Linked DNA regions of Mus musculus: region 1 is linked to region 2. The links are chromatin loops, found by intact Hi-C in ENCODE. Cell type or tissue: left cerebral cortex. All regions are shown on one strand.

The links. A loop is a pair of places that touch in the nucleus more often than their neighbours do. Peaks named below come from ENCODE experiments on the same cell type or tissue, not always from the same donor. Only the 100,000 strongest peaks of a DNase experiment are listed, where the experiment ranks them.
Region 1: it touches region 2 in a loop (2.5-fold over the local background); 2 of 42 quality-filtered maps call a loop at or near these places.

Annotation. Positions count from the first base shown.
Region 1 is chr10:87,207,524-87,212,523 of GRCm38, forward strand. The region is part of intron 4 of 1700113H08Rik (RIKEN cDNA 1700113H08 gene); the gene reads left to right. Among named protein-coding and RNA genes, the nearest start is that of 4930555G07Rik, 21 kb to the right of the region's middle. In left cerebral cortex, no CTCF peak of the experiment used is centred here; DNase peaks (open chromatin) are centred at 1,368, 2,126, 3,726 and 4,671.
Region 2 is chr10:87,081,344-87,086,343 of GRCm38, forward strand. All of the region lies in intron 2 of 1700113H08Rik (RIKEN cDNA 1700113H08 gene), which reads left to right. Among named protein-coding and RNA genes, the nearest start is that of 1700113H08Rik, 26 kb to the left of the region's middle. In left cerebral cortex, no CTCF peak of the experiment used is centred here; a DNase peak (open chromatin) is centred at 3,077; H3K27ac peaks cover 506 bases.

The DNA.
Region 1 (5,000 bases), 130 kb after region 2:
TTTCCAGTCCCTTTAAAGACACCTTGTATCCTAGAGGAAGAATATGGGCTCTGAATCCAAATAGCATTGGGTTTGAATATAAATTTTGTCAACTAGTATCTGTGGGATATTGGACCAAATTTCTAACTGCTGAGAGAGAGGAAGTAGGGTAGGTGGAAGAATGGAGAGAGAGGAAAGAGAAGAAGAAGAAGAGGAGGAGGAGGGAGAGAAGGAAGAAGAAGAGAAAAGAGGAGGAGGAAAGGAGAATCATCATCATCATCACCACCATCATCATCACCATCACCATCATCATCACCATCACCATCATCACCATCACCATCATCATTAGTAGCAGCTCATCCCCAGACTGTTTGGGAAACTAGAGTATCGAGTACTAGTACAATGCTTTGATATTTCCTAGCACATCAAAGTGCTCTATGATTTTGGCTATTATCATTACTCAGTGTAATGTGTTGTTTCTAGCCATAGGGCATAGTTGTCTGCTCACTGAGCTAGTGTTTGCCCATCTTTTGTTTTGTCTGCATCACTGTAGAAAGCACTTATCATTTTTGTCATATCCTAGTGGGCAAAACAAACGATTGGTCCAGCTCAGGTTAAGGATAGGGGGACATACTGTCTGAAGGTAATGTTATACTGCATGTGATCTGCCACCAGACATCTAGAACATGTGTCAAATGCCCAGTTCCTGGTATTGAAGTCCACAAACACTTTGGTCCTAAGACAGTTCAGCCTCTTATTATGGACTTCAGGGGTGTGTGTGTGTGTGTGTGTGTGTGTGTGTGTGTGTGTATGCATGCATGTATGTGAGAGAGAGAGAGAGAGAGAGAGAGAGAGAGAGAGAGAGAGAGAGAGAATGAGTATGAAAAAATGTATTTTGAGTGTATTGCAAGTGTGAGAGTGAATGTGTGTGTGTGTGTATGAGAGAGAATGTGTGTGTGTGTGTGTGTGTGTGTGTGTGAGAGAGAGAGAAATAGAGAGAAAGTTAAAGAGTATATGAGTATGAGACAGTGTGTTGTGATTGTGAGTGTGTGAGAGTGTGTGTGTGTGCATGTGTGTGTGTGTGTGATCGAAGTGTTGAGGATCGAAGCCGCAGTTTTGTGTATGCAAAGCCAGTGCTCTACCACTGAGCCATAGCTTCCGTCTTCAACTTTGCTTTTGCAAGCCTCACTTTTGCTGTTCAGAACAATGGCCGACTCCTTGACTCCGATCTGCTGCCTTCTAAGTGGAAAGGTTGCTTAATGCATCGTGTCCGCTGGGAGTGCGATGAGTGGTGTGGGAAGGAGCCCTCAATAGACTGTAAGCAGCACTGGTTTCTCAGTGGTGAGAATACCTGCCAGTCATCTCATCCAAGCAGCGTGGGCGGGGCTCCAGCTCTGGCTGTCAGCATCAGATGCTTTTTATGCTGTCACCCTTGCTTTGCCACCATGATGTCACTCAAAAAAGGGAGTCCCTCCCTCTGCCCATGAATAAGGCCTTCTCTGCCAACACCAATTCCAGCTGTGAACATGTAATCAGCTCTTCTATGGCCCCCAAAGGGTAGTCCTAGAGGCCCAAATTTAATTTTCATGCATATTTGTCCCTCCTTCTACTTTTATGCAAACATGACTTTGTCGCCAACACAGCGGCCAACTGTTTTGTTTGGATAATTGCTCTAAGTCAACCCTGAGCTACAGGGAGCCCCCTTTTCCAGAAAGCACCCTTTGGTTAATTTTTGGTTAACCAGATTATGTCCTTCAGGCTTTTCAGAACACTTCCTGTAAACATTTGGCTTATTTTGAGACAATTTGATACCCATGTTAGGTTTGTTATTGCCTACATTGATTAGATCATTTGGAAGAAGCCAAGAAATGGGAGCTGCATAGCTCACAGGTCATCCTATATGGCTCTTTTTTTCTTCCCGTAGTTCTCTGGTTTTCTTACTGCAGCCATTTGGTCTTAGAATGACTGGGGCAATTTGTGGCTATAGTAGTGAAGAGAGGACTTGGGAGAAGACTGCTTGTAAGACAAAGATCTTGTTTTTATAGAAATGAATAGTAACTCTGAAGTGAGGACTAGACATACGGAAAAGAATAGAATATGAAGAGAGCATTTTAAAATAGGCAGTCCTCAGCACTGCTCCATATGGCTCAGCAGTATTTAGGGGAGCACCAACCAGTGGCAGCTGCAGATTCACTCTTGGGAGCTTGGGACTCAGTTCACAGAATGGTTCTTTCCAGTTGGTCCTGACTATTTCCTTTGTCTGCCTCCTAAGTCTAGTGCTTGTAGATTTGTGGGGGTGAGTTAAATTCATGAGTTATTAAAACTTGCAATTCTTGTAAATTTTGTCTTATTCTTAATGGAGTTGAAATGACTTGTAAGTCAGCATCTCATCTAGTCAGCTGGGACCACATGACAGCTAACTATAGATTCATAGCCCACTTTAAGGTTTAGACCTAACAGTATTGCTCATAGCTGAAACACAGATCAAAGAAAGAGACGATACAGGATATTAAAATGCCACTGTCTAAAAAAACTCGGTTCAGATACTTAGGTCTCAAATTATACCCAATAGTCACATATACTCAGATATTTTTCTAGTTTTTGCTATCAATGTGGACACTAAATGAGTTTTTAGAATTTTTATAGATAAAAATGCATCTTGATAGCCTTTTGTGTGTCATAGAAAATGAGGGTAATATTTAACTCACTAAATATGAATCTAAGGCAGGTTGAATGATCATATGTTATGTGCCAGACTTATTGAAAGAAAGGTGCCTTTTTAATATCCTGGGCTGGGTGGATCTCAGTACCTTTGGACACTGTCTTTGTCTTTTCTTGATTTTGATCTGAAACTTGGGATTTGAAAAATAAATAAAATCAGTGGAAACACACACCTCCACACAAGTTAATGGATCTGTTTGTTTGTTTGTTGTTTTGTTTTTGTCTATTCCATTGGGTTTCTGTTTTCTATATATGAGCATCAGGAATTGTCATTATGCTGTTTGGGCTATAATCACACTGCTGTCTTGACGTCTGTTTCATCTTTTGTCTGATCAACTGACTTCATTTTTTTTTTCTGTTGCTAAACTGTATTTTTTTTTTTGGCTGAGTCTATGGGGTGTTTGGCTTTGTGTAGACATAGTGGCACTGAAAGTTGCCCCCTAATTCAATAATTCACCATGAAGACTGGTTTTTATTCTCATTGTGTTGAACAGGCATCTAATCAGCCATTAATTTCCTCTTTTCTGGATGAACAGAATAACTATTTCTGTCTTCTTTTCTGATGAGAGACAGGCAGAGAGGCTTGGGGCTGCTCTAAATGAGCAGCAGGGACGTGTAGGGTTCAGCTACAGGGGAAGGGTGGGATAGAAACGGGTCACAATTTCAGGGGGTCTTGGGGCATTAATTGAATATGAACCATGGATTGTGAAACAATATTTTGGATATTTTATGCGGAGCCTAGAAGGTTGGGCAACCTTACAGAAGTAGCTTCATTTCTTCAAGCCTGCTTCTTCCCCATCTGTAGAACGGGGCAGGTAGAATGGAGCTGAGCACAGTTTTACAAATCCACAGCAAACAGGTGATCTCATACTCTCTTTGACCTGGTGCCTTGCCACTATTATTCTTTATGAATTCAGCTAAAAATTGTGAAGCACTGAGCCACATTTATGAGGATGGAAAGTCTTTCCAGTGCATCAAGTATGTGTCACAGCGCTCCCATCCATGCAGGCACACAGATGAGACAGATGGTGTCTCACAAAGAGACATTTGTGGAAGTGATGCTAAGCTCACAAATAGAGTTGTGGCAGATCAGACGCAAGAACAAAGCCGAGCTTTATTAGAACTACTTTGATTTGAATGACATTAGTGAGAGGGAGAGGTGAAGCATACATCTAAAATACATGGAATCTGGGGTAAGGTGGTCCTCGGGGAAGATGTGACCCAGAGGCTTTTGAGCCCATAAGAATCTCTGTTTTCACCTCCTGTTCTTATTACATGCCGTTATTTTTCTCACTGAAGTCACTTGTATATAGTTCTAAAATCTGGATGTCAATATCTCCCTGAGCATACTTCTGGCATCTACCTTTATGAAGGTCCAAGATGTGGCCGTTGAGGCCTTAAGACCAGAAGGCCCACTGAAGGAATCTGATCAGTCAAGTGTGACTCAGTTTCACAAACCTGGACCTATTAACTCTCACCAAAGAGTAGGATACCGTCTTGGAGACTTGCCTTCCTTGTAGCTAGAAAGAGAAAGATCTAAGAACAAGAAGAAGGCTTCTGTTTCAGACCTTAAGAATTGTGGGATTGCAGATCCTGGAGGGGGGACTGGAAAAAGAAATGATCATAGTGTAGTTTAATAAGGTGTTAAGGTAATGGTTTGAACTCTTAGCATGGCTATGTTCATGTGTTTCTTTAGTGACTATTTATAGAGAATTTGTAGCGTGTAGCACACTCAGGCACTCTGTTAGATTCAGAAAATAATAAAGATGAATATTCTTTTCTTTAGTTGGTTGTTCCCCGGCCCCAGCCCCTTTAACAAATGGAATGCGCATTGAAAACTTTTGGTTACAATGTGTCTAGTCAAGTTTTTCCAGAGAGCCATTTGGGAGACAAGGAAAATTATTTGAGCCTCAACAGAAGGCTGGAGTTGCACAAAAGGCTTGGTGCTTTTTCTTCTGGCTTTGAAGAGCCAACTCTGTTTTAGCAGGACGATTTTTCTGAGTAGAGAGGAGGCTCTATGCTAAGACAAGTGGGTGTGTGTGTGTGTGTGTGTGTGTGTGTGTGTGTGTGTGTTTGTGCATATCTATGTCCATATATTCACACACATAGGTATCAGAGATAGACTTTTTCAAAATATTTCTCAAAATATATAACTAATCTTCTTAGAAACTGTCACTTATGATTTTTATCCCTTCGTCCCTCTGTCCCTCCCTCCCTTATTTTCTCCTTCTCACCCATCTCTCTCTCTCTCCTTACAGAAGACCACTTGCTGGGGTAGGTTCTTTCCGTCTACCATGTGG
Region 2 (5,000 bases):
GAAGGTTACAAGTTGTAGGTAATTTGCATTAAGACATTTACTTATTCAATTGCCCTCCGTGGATGTAATAATCACATGCCTTAATGCGTGCAAATCTGGACAATAAATAGCTTTTTAAACATATGGCAATCAAATGGCCTAGTTGGCTCCTCTGAAAATATGAAAATGTTAGTTAGCTCTTTGTATTGTCTGTTTATTATGTCTAATTATTGAAGGGAGTCACAATAAAACCAGGAACTAACAAACTTTGTTAAGTAACAATGGCTCTCAGCATAACTACTAGTGCACTGAATTGACAGATTAGGGTCCATTCTCCTAATGCAATAAGGTGCTTTCCAAGGCAAATGCTATGAAAAATGACTCATTTTGTCTTTGTTAAACTTGGTGTTGCTGTAGATAGTCTTTTGAAACAGATACACCTGTTTAGAAGTCAGTCAGTGTCCCACTAGAAAAGAATCCAGCTTTCTTGGGATCTTCTCTAAGGTACAGATGGTATCAGAGTCAAGTGGTTCCTCCAAAGGGGTTCCAGATTCTTGTGTCTCAGAATAAGGAATTGGACTGAGATTCCTTGCTTAGTAGCAGGGATATTTGCACAGCATGGCCTTTTCAGACATACTCTATCCGTTCATGTGGTATTTCTACGTGACTCATGTGTCTCCCTGGCCTCTTAGGTTTCCATCCAGAGCTGTGCGTTGCAATAATGTAGAATCTCTAGGTTACCTTCAGACACTCTGGAGTACCTCTGAGCCTGGGCCAGTAGCTCCACAGCTCCAGACAGTTATGGGGGTTCCCTCTTCTTTGTGAACTGCTTCTCTTCATGTGCTAACTTTGTGGCCTTTATTATAGGATTTTCTGGACCTCACTTGACATTAGTCTTCTGCCTCACATATAGTGTAATGCCCAAGCTATGGGCTAAATACTTATACAGAGAAAAATCTTTACCAAAATATACAATGTAAACCCAAACTCAAATCTGCTAAAGTTTCCAGGAAAATGACTTTATTAGTAATATGTTAGGAAGTTATGAGCTAGGAGAACTTGATCTCAGCATACATGAAGTTCCCTGTCATTAAAAAGCAAATATTATTTTGAATTATATATGCAGTGGGGTGTCATGGTCTTGGTAAGGCTTAGAGCTTCAAATCTCCTACTCTTGTACTGCCAAATGAGAAGTGTTTGGACCCTTAGACCCAAAACACCCAAAAGGCCCAAAGGGCAGCATAGTAGAGACTGTTGGAAGACATGTAGAAGAGAATGTGTATAGTGGTCTTTGTGGGACAAAGAGTGACCCCTAAATTGAACTCGCACCATAAAGTTCCACAGAGGAAGCAGGGCCCCTGAAAGATATGCAAAAGCTTTGGTTTCAGCTCCCAAATACTATCGAGACATGTTTCAGTGGGCCCAGCAACTTATTCATTTGATGTGTTGTGTGTTTATATGTGTGAACATTTGCCCCTCCCCCCATTCCATTCCATTCTGCCTCTTTTTGTTCTGCTCCTTTCCACTCTGTTCAGCTCTGTTCCATTCCGTTCTGTTCCGTTCCATCCTACATTGTTCCACTCCCTTCCATTCTAGTTTATTCCACCCCGGTACAGTTCCACTCTGCTTCATTTAGATAATCGATAGTTCCATTACACCCAGTTGACTTCATAATGGACCCCGTGGTCACACCTACCAAATAAAAATGCTATTTAAGAAAGTTAAGAATCAGAAGAGCAAGGGGTTAGATGAAGAGGGAGAAAGACTTACCCTTGGTGATGTTGAGACTTGAGGAGTCCGGCTAGATGCAGTAATTAGCAGCTCCCAATTTTGAAGCACTCACTGTGTGCCAGGTACCATGCTAAGCCTTTATGTATGGCGTTTGTTTCCTGTCTGCTTTTCACAATGACCCAGTTGCATGACATCTATCTAAGGATATCAGATGATTTCCTTAAAACAGAGGAAACTCAGACTCCTAGAATTTATCCTGTTTGCCTGATCTCTTATAGATGGCAAGTGATATAATCAGTACTCAAATTTGCCATCAATGGCTGTATAGACCTAGCTCTTGGCCACTGTCAAAATCTTGCCCATAACTCTGCCTAGACCACAGGAGATAAGAAACAAAGACGTCAAATTACCAATGTTAGGGCAGTCTCTACAAGTGGGTTTTCAATGCGAGTAGAGCATTGAGGTTGCATTGCTATACAGTTAATCTTTAAATAAACAATATTAAAACTTTTGTGTGTGTGTGTGTGTGTGTGTGTGTGTGTGTGTGTGTGTGTATCTCTGTGAGGTTATGTGTACTTGAGTGCAGAAGCCTGCAGAAGCCAGAGAGGGTGTGTGAATCCCCTGGATTTGGAGTTACAGGCAGTTGTGAACCCTTTGATGTGGGTTCTTGAGACTGAACTCTGGTCCTCTGAGAATGCAGTTAAGTTTTCATAACCGCTGAGCCATCTCTCCAAACTCCATATAACCTCATGTGTGGGTTTTCAGGGCACGTTCTGGTTTGGGTTGGTAGAAAAGGCAGAACGCAATAATTTGTTATATACCATGAAATTATGAGGTCCTTCATTTTCTGAGCATAGGGAGTATTTCTTCATCTGGACTTAGGCTGTATTCTTCAGTTCAAAGTTACTCTCAGCTTTCTAAATGATCTTAGGAAAGATTAGCACATTTGAATCTTAAATCAATGGAAACTACTTGGGTCTAGACTAAGTAGAAAAGCAAAAGACATTAGTGATGAGATTATTTTATTTCTCTTTCAAAGATCCTAAATTTGGATAGGACTCTCTCTCTCTCTCTCTCTCTCTCTCTCTCTCTCTCTCTCTCTCTCTCTCTCTCTCTCTTTCTCTCTGTAGGAATTGGGCCCGGGGTCTTAGCACATGCTAAGCAAGGGCTCTATCACTGACTTATACCCATTGCCATCCACATACATTCACATTTTCATCTGAAGACAGCCCTGGGAGGAAAGAAAGCCAGATAGTTCTGTAAACAGCTTTCTATTTGTGGAAAGGAAAAGTCTGAAAGGTTCTAAGGGATCATATGGAGGAGCGGGTGTGGGTGACGTCATCCACCCCCATCGCATTTTCTGGAGTGGAGGAAGCAAAGCACAGACAAGCTGGATGGTGTCTCTGAGATCACACAGAAAATAAATGCAGAGTTGAGGCGAGGAGCCTTTGTATTCTTAGAATCTTACATCAAAACTCTTTCTGCCACACCCCGGCAGCGCCATTTCCATGAGTGTAAACACAGACACCAAGAATACTCTACCACTGATGTCCACACATCTGTGAGTGCAACAGAAATGTTTTCCAGTGCAGCCTGAAAATTTCTCTAATCAGGAACCTATTGTCCAACTTCTTAGGGGGTCCTAATATTTCTTAGCTCGCATCTCTAAGCCCATGATATTGCTTATCCTCCGAAGTGGACAGTGTGGCGCAGAAGTGTACTGTTGGGGGGGGGGGACTGTGGAGATTGCCACTCAAATACGTGTAAGTGTCAAAAATAAAACATTACCATAATTCATTCAATAAAGCACATAACTTTGTTTTCAATAAAACATTGTATTACTTCTTTTTGGAGGTTAATAAAAGGAAAAGTTTTAAATTAGTTGGTGGCCACCCCAAAGCCCACAGGAATAACGAATCGACTTTATGGGGTTAAGCTGACCTGCAGCAAATCTTTAATAAACTAGAGATTATAAGTAAAGAATTCCAGGGGTCTCTGAAAGTGTCTCCCTATCACACCTCTGGCCTGCTCCTCTTTCATGCTAAGCACGCGGTCTTGTTAGAGGACCCTAGCCAAGTGCTAGTGACTTTGCATTCAATCTCACACCTTCTCCAGGTTTGACAGGACGTGACATTTACCTTTATGCTCACTTACATGTATATTCACTGATTAATGTACAGATGGGTCTTCTTACAGTCTGTTTATAAATAGCTTGTTTATAACTCAAAACACATTTTCTCGTAGAAAAATGTCTGCCTGAAAATATTTACCAAATGCTCAAAACTGAGCATTTGAGCATCTCAACTGTGTAGGTGGGTTCTGAAGCCAACTTTAGACACTTTGTGTGTGTGTGTGTGTGTGTGTGTGTGTGTGAGCATATCTGTATGTGTATTGTGTATAAATATATATTTATGTGTACATGTATGTGTATGAATGTGTATGTATGTGTGCATGTGTGTGTGTATATACTGTATATGTACACATTCACATATGATTCTACTTCATGTGAAAGCTCAAAGACAAAGCTGGAGTGTTGTTCCTTAGAAGCCACCCGCCTTGATTACTGAGACAGTTTCTTTCACCGATCTTGAGCGTACCAAGTAAAAGGCTATCTGACCAGTGGTCAAGAGGGATCCACCTACCTCTGTCTCTTCATTACTGGGACTATAGCTTTTGTTGTCACTCCTGTTTTATTTTAAATGTGAGGTCTGAAATACTGACTTCAAGGTCTTGGCCGTGCAAGTCAGGTGCTTAATCAACAGAGCTGTCCACAGTCCCAGGGAACCTTTTAAAGTGACACTGTCCCTTATGGTGCTGAGAAGGGTATTTCTCTGTGCAAGGATTTAGTTAGCCTGGGACTGCAAACTTCAGGTCCCAGTACTGCAACCTCAGCAGAGATAGTGTGGCAAAGGCCCAGGGAGAGCAAAGTGAGTATCAGTTGCCATAGCCTCATTGTGGACCTTTACAGCCCAATTGCAGCCCCCTCTCCTCTCCTCCCAGTCCCACTTTTGCAAGTCCCTCCCCATATCCCCATATCTTCTCTGAGAAGAAGGGGAAGCTCCCACTTGGGTACCACTCCACTCTGGCACATCTAGTTTCTATAGGACTAAGCACCTCCTCTCCCACTGAGGCCCAAGCAGGCAGTTGGGTAGTGGAAGGGGATCCAGTGGCAGGCAACAGTCCCTGCTCTAATTGTTAGGGGACCCACATGAAGACCAAACTGTACATCTGCTACAAAAGCCTAGAGGGCCCAGGTCTAGCCCCTGCATGCTCTTTGGTGGGTGGTTCAG